Linked DNA regions of Homo sapiens: region 1 is linked to region 2. A link is an interaction called in ENCODE POLR2A ChIA-PET data of the cell type or tissue named here. Cell type or tissue: GM12878. All regions are shown on one strand. Links, peaks and the distances in the headings refer to the core of each region. The heading gives the core; the rest is flanking DNA. Region 1 overlaps ITPR1 (inositol 1,4,5-trisphosphate receptor type 1). Region 2 overlaps BHLHE40-AS1 (BHLHE40 antisense RNA 1).

What was found. ChIA-PET counts read pairs that join two places held together with the same protein. Peaks named below come from ENCODE experiments on the same cell type or tissue, not always from the same donor. Only the 100,000 strongest peaks of a DNase experiment are listed, where the experiment ranks them.
Region 1: POLR2A ChIA-PET joins it to region 2 with 5 read pairs; 2 of 35 experiments call an interaction of 5 or more read pairs at or near these places.

What each region holds. Positions count from the first base shown.
Region 1 is chr3:4,748,129-4,750,943 of GRCh38, reverse strand. All of the region lies in intron 44 of ITPR1 (inositol 1,4,5-trisphosphate receptor type 1), which reads right to left. It overlaps EGOT (eosinophil granule ontogeny transcript), which reads left to right. Exons shown (of 2, transcript NR_004428.1): 2 at 934-1,752. Among named protein-coding and RNA genes, the nearest start is that of EGOT, 2.1 kb to the left of the region's middle. RefSeq lists an enhancer at 1,232-1,301 and a silencer at 1,963-2,155. In GM12878, for the core only: no CTCF peak of the experiment used is centred there; a DNase peak (open chromatin) is centred at 1,255; H3K4me3 peaks cover 1,092 bases; H3K27ac peaks cover 1,922 bases.
Region 2 is chr3:4,943,534-4,946,348 of GRCh38, reverse strand. All of the region lies in intron 1 of BHLHE40-AS1 (BHLHE40 antisense RNA 1), which reads left to right. Among named protein-coding and RNA genes, the nearest start is that of BHLHE40, 34 kb to the left of the region's middle. RefSeq lists a silencer at 167-331. In GM12878, for the core only: no CTCF peak of the experiment used is centred there; no DNase peak of the experiment used is centred there.

The DNA of each region.
Region 1 (2,815 bases), core at 306-2,805, 200 kb after region 2:
AATAAAAAAATCATGGGAAAAGAAATAAGGGAGGGTGGAAAAAACACACCTTAGAAAACAACTTCTGATGTCCCGGGGCTACACAATGGGGGAGCTGAGCACTTAGGAAGGAGAGGGAAAATATTCTGTTTCCGGAGACAGCTCCAAGAATCATGAGTAGGTGTGAGAAACAAGGAAGCTTACAGATTTAAAAAAAAAAAGAAAGAAAGAAAGGAAGGGGGCAAAAGGAAGGAGTCAGGGAAGGGGGGAGTGAGATCTTTGAGAGACAGGGGAATTAAAAAACACCATAGCAACAACGCAGTCCACCTACCCTGGCCGCCCACCCACAGCCAGATTCTTTACTGACGCATTTGAGAACAAGCTGGTTCCTACCAGCTCAGGAAGGTGAGCAAACCCAGAGAGCTCATTAAATCCCTTCTCAGCGACTCTTGTCTGCCTGCAGATAGTGAGCAAGGAGGATATAAATAGAAGTTATATAACATCTCTTTGTTGATTCCTGTGCTTACCAAAAAAAAATGCAGCATGACCTTGTTTTTCTTTAGAGTTTGCCTCGGCCTGCTGGTTGAGGACTTTAATCCAGATAGGAATCATCTTGAAGTTTAAACAGCAGGATATAGATTTCCAAGTTAAGGGTGCTCTGCATGGCCATCCAAGTTAGGAACCCACAGGGTCAAGTCCTCCTCCGCGGATTAAAAAAAAAAAAATCCACCAGCTCTAAAACAACAACAGCAGGTATGGAATCTTGTGGCTTCCTCTTAGAACATCTCCTGAGGTAAATTAAGGAGTAAATTTGATACCCAAGAGCAAAGCATCATTAAAATGGCATCTTGGGTTTTCTAAAGGAGGTTCGAGCACCACAGGTATATTCAAAGGTAACTGGTGGTTTCCACATACCCTCCAGGCCTAAGCAGTTGTCTTTTTGTTCCTTAACAGGCACGATGGTAAGAGTCCAGTGGATGGAAAAGGCCTCCTCCTTAAAGATGGTGATGGAAACGAGCACTGCACAGGGAAACACAAATCAGGTCCCCTGAAATCCAGCCCAACCTGGCCAGACCCTCCAGTGCCCATCAGGGCTTATGAACAGGGTGCTTCAGTGTCTTTGTTAGGGGTGGTTAAAAAGGAGCACGTGCTTATAGGGGATGCTGCTGAGCTCCATGATTTTGACTTCCTGTCTAACCTGTTGATGCTACAAAACTCTTTTAAAAACAGTTACCATGGGAACTTTTCCCTAGCAAGCATTCTTCAAGAAACGTTACAGGTGCTGGTGAATTCAATGCCCTTGGTGTCAATAAGCTTTTGCTGAGTCTTAGAATGTGTGGCTTGAACTGAGAGGACTTTCAAACAGATAATGCGAAGTTTCCAATGCAAATGTCTTCGGGGTTAAGTGTCAGTGAAGTGCAGTGGAAGGTAGGGGGATAAAATGATCTCAGTGTATATGGAGGCCCCACTTAAGCATTCAAAAAATTCTATATACAGTGTTTTCAATGTATTATGTATCAGCAAAACAAAATACCCCATAGGGCTATAATCAGCTCAGGGGGTCACCTCAGCAAGAGATGCTCTGGCTATCACTCCTACTACGGGATTTCCTCTCTCATCAGAACCAGTAGGTGGTCAAAACCACAATAATGCATAAATGAAGGCAGGGAATTGGGTATCCAATGTGAGCAACTGAAAAGGTGCCATGTATTAGCTATTTGCCATTATGGTTCTGCAAGTGCTCAGATGACTCATAAAATGACCAGAACAAAAGTTTGTTCTTTTGTTTTTACTTTGAGAAGATAAAGAATCACGAATTAGTATTCAAGGTTACCTAATACTAACCCTTGTCTACCACGTGACCTTGCATTACAGGGAGCTGTTGTTGGGACAGGACAAGAGTCCACATCCCCTGCCCAGTGCCTGGTTCTGGGTCATGTCACCGAAGCGCATCAGCCCATCTGTCAGCCAAACCCCACTAGCCTTGTGCCTTCTCTTCTAAATCCCCGCGGAGGAAAACAACTTCTGCCTTCTACAGTACGAACAGCGAGGGTCTGCTGGGAACCAATACAACTTCGCGTCCCAGTGCAGCAATGTTGCCAGGTAACAAATGTAGAAACATACTCCAAAAACTGTATGTGACAATATACAACCTCCGCTCTGCAGCTGATAACCGAGGGAGTGTTAAAACACCGCGTTCTCTTAACACTTGGGTTTTTGGTGTGAAAGTAAAATTAAACGGGATACTTCCTCTTGTAAATATAAGACAGGCATACAACTCACACACGTATCCACTAATCGGAAATAGTAGAGGGGTTTGCAATAGCTATCTGCAGTGCATCCCAGCCTTCACTCTTACCCTCAAGATGAATTCCAGAAAACCTACAGAAACGATAACTGAGGAAGAGCCTTTCTTCTGTCGGGGACAAGCTCTCCTCTAACAATTGTGAGGAAGCTACCCACAAGAAAGACACCAGCAGAAATTAAGGAAAAGCTCATGCATTGTTATTAAAAAAAAATGTGCTTCCATTCCACTCCATTTTAAAGGTCTACCTTTAAAACTCATTGGCTAACCAAGCAGTGACTACTTGCTTCTCAGATCAAATAACCAGTGCAGCCTGTTCCCACCCCAAACGAAAACAAGATAGACACTGCTCTCTAGTAGGCAGAGCTCCAAAGTGGGTACAGGGCACTGAATAGCTCCCTCACATTGTACTCATGTAACTTAAAGGCTGGCTAGCATGGGAGAAAGCTGAGAGACTTCTGAGGGCCTTGTGTTCAAATCCCAGCTCTGCCAACTGGGTGACTTTGGGTAAGACACATGGCTTTTTTCAGA
Region 2 (2,815 bases), core at 280-2,779:
CAACAATTGTTAACATTTTACTACATTCACTTTATTTCTTTCTCTCTTCACACACATATATAAAGAGAAAGGGACACAAACAAAAACACGTGTATATTTACTTTTTTTTCTAAACCAATTAAGTGTTAGTTGTGGGTAGGCTGGGCGCGGTGGCTCAGGCCTGTAATCACAGCTCTTGGGGAGGCCGAGGCGGGTGGATCATGAGGTCAGGAGATCGAGACCACGGTGAAACCCCGTCTCTACTAAAAATACAAAAAATTAGCCGGACGCGGTGGTAGGCACCTGTAGTCCCAGCTACTCAGGAGGCTGAGGCAGGAGAATGGCGTGAACCCAGGAGGCAGAGCTTGCAGTGAGCCGAGATTGCACCACTGCACTCCAGCCTGGGGGACAGAGCGAGACTCTGTCTCAAAAAAAAAAAAAAAAAAAAAGAGTTGTGGGTAAAACGACACTTCACCCTTCAATACTCCAGCATATATTTTCTAAGAACAAAGACATTCTCCTACATGACTACAATGTAATTATTGAACTCAAGATGTTTAACATTAATGCAATGTTATTATCTAACATATAGGAACATTATGGAACATAATCTATATTCAGATTTTTCCCAAATGTCTCAATAATGCGCTTTTTTTTTTTTTTTTGACAGGGTCTCACTCTGTCACCCAGGCTGGAGTGCAGTGACATGATCTTGGCTCACTGCAGCCTTGACCTCCCAGGCTCAAGCAATGCTCCTGCCTCAGCCTTCCTAGTAACTAGGACCACAGGCGGGTGTCACCACGCCCAGCTAATTTTTGGTATTTTTTTGTAGAGACAAGGTTTCGCAATGTTGCCCAGGGACTGGTCTCAAATTCCTGACCTCAAGCGATCCACCCGCCTCAGCCTCCCAACGTGCTAGGATTACAGGCATGGGCCACTGCGCCTAGCCTCAGTGATGTCTTTAAAGTGTTATGGTTTGTTTCCCTCCTGCTCTGGTATCCAATCAAGGATGCTTCATTGCATATCGTTGTCGTATTGCTTTAGTCTCCTCTCTTTGTCTCTCACACCATTGATATATTTGGAGCTCAAGTTCCAGTTGTTTTGCCAAACGTCCCTTAATTTGGAAATCTATGGTTTTTTCCTTATGGTTGGAATCAACAATTTTGTCTGGAATACTATATACTTAGTGCATCCCCTCAGGGGCACATGATATAACTTACTTGGTGATGTTAACTTTGATCACTTGGTTATAATCATGCCTGCCAAATCCACCATTATAACACTCCAATTTCCCTGTATAATAAGTAATTCACGAGATCATGTGAATATCCTGTTTTCCAACAACCTTCCACCCAATGGTGATTTTTGTCTGAATCAATTATTAGTATGGCAGTTGTGAAATGGTGATGTTTCTATCCTTTCTTCTACATTTATTACTTAGTATTATTCTGTTAAAAAATTTCCCTCCACCTAACATTAATTTTTACATTTTTAGTAACAATTAGTAATAATGATGCATAAAAATCTATTACTGTCTTTATTCATTTTGATGTTTCATATTATCTGAAATGTGGCCAAAATACCTTCAGGCTGGCACTCCTGTCCTTTTGAGATAGCCACATCAGCTTTTGAACGTGTCCTTACTGTCTGTGAGAAGATGTTCCAGACTCACACTTGTACTTTCTTCTCCCTAACTCTGGAAACAGTCATTTCTCCAAAGAATCCTGATTCCTTATCATAGAAAATGATATTTAGAAACCAAGGTATAGGTGGAAGGTGTGCTTATTACTGTTGGAACGACACTACTCCCAGGCTCTGTAAGGAGACAGAGCCAGGGAATACTTGTCTGTATATATGCATGCACGTACTGAGATATAGCCACACATATCTTCAAATACTTCTATATGTATCTATACATATTAAAAACTCAGTTCATACTGGTAGCTCCAATTCCAATCCAACACTATAGAATTCATTCTATTTTTCTCACTTTCCATATTTGCAACTCAGTTCTTCAACAATGAGAAACCATTAGGAGAGAAAAATTAATTCTGCAAACATTATATCCCTAGAAGATCAGTAATAAAAAGAAATAATGCTCAACACACAACATGGATGAATTCTGAAAAATTATGTTGAGCAAAAACATTAGATACATGAAATAATCAGATATACATTATTGCATATTCCGTTTACATTCCATTTATACAAGCAAAGGTAATTTATGAGAATACAAACCAGAAAGTGGTTGCTTCTGGAGTGGGTGGGAGGATTGACAGGAAAGGAGTCAGAGGGAAGTTCTAGGGGGATGGCAGTGTTCTACAGATTGTGCTCAGTGGTGGCTACACAGATATATTCAACTGTCAACACTTATGGAACCACACACTTGAGAGCTGTACATCTTGTTGTACGTCAATTATGCCTTAATAAAAAAGAAAGACATAAAAATCTATAAATTGCTCTTAAATGGAAAGTTATTAAGCTTAACTCATAATAAGAGAATGCAAATTAAAACACTGAGACACCACTTTCATCTATATCAGTGGCAAAAATCAAAACCTTGACAGTACACACTGTTGGTGAGGCTGGGAGGGAAATGGGCATTCTCACCTGCTGGTGGGAATGCAAAAGAACAGCCCCAGTGAAGGGGAATTTGGCAATACCTAAAAAGAGCTATATTGACCCTTTGCCCCAGCAATCTCGCTTTTGGAAATTTATCCTAAATATGTATCTAAAGCTAATTTTCCCTACATACTCAGGTCTATTTCTTCACTTTTCATTCTTTTCTACTAGTCTACTTATCCTCCAGTACCACACAATTTTACTTCTAGAGGTC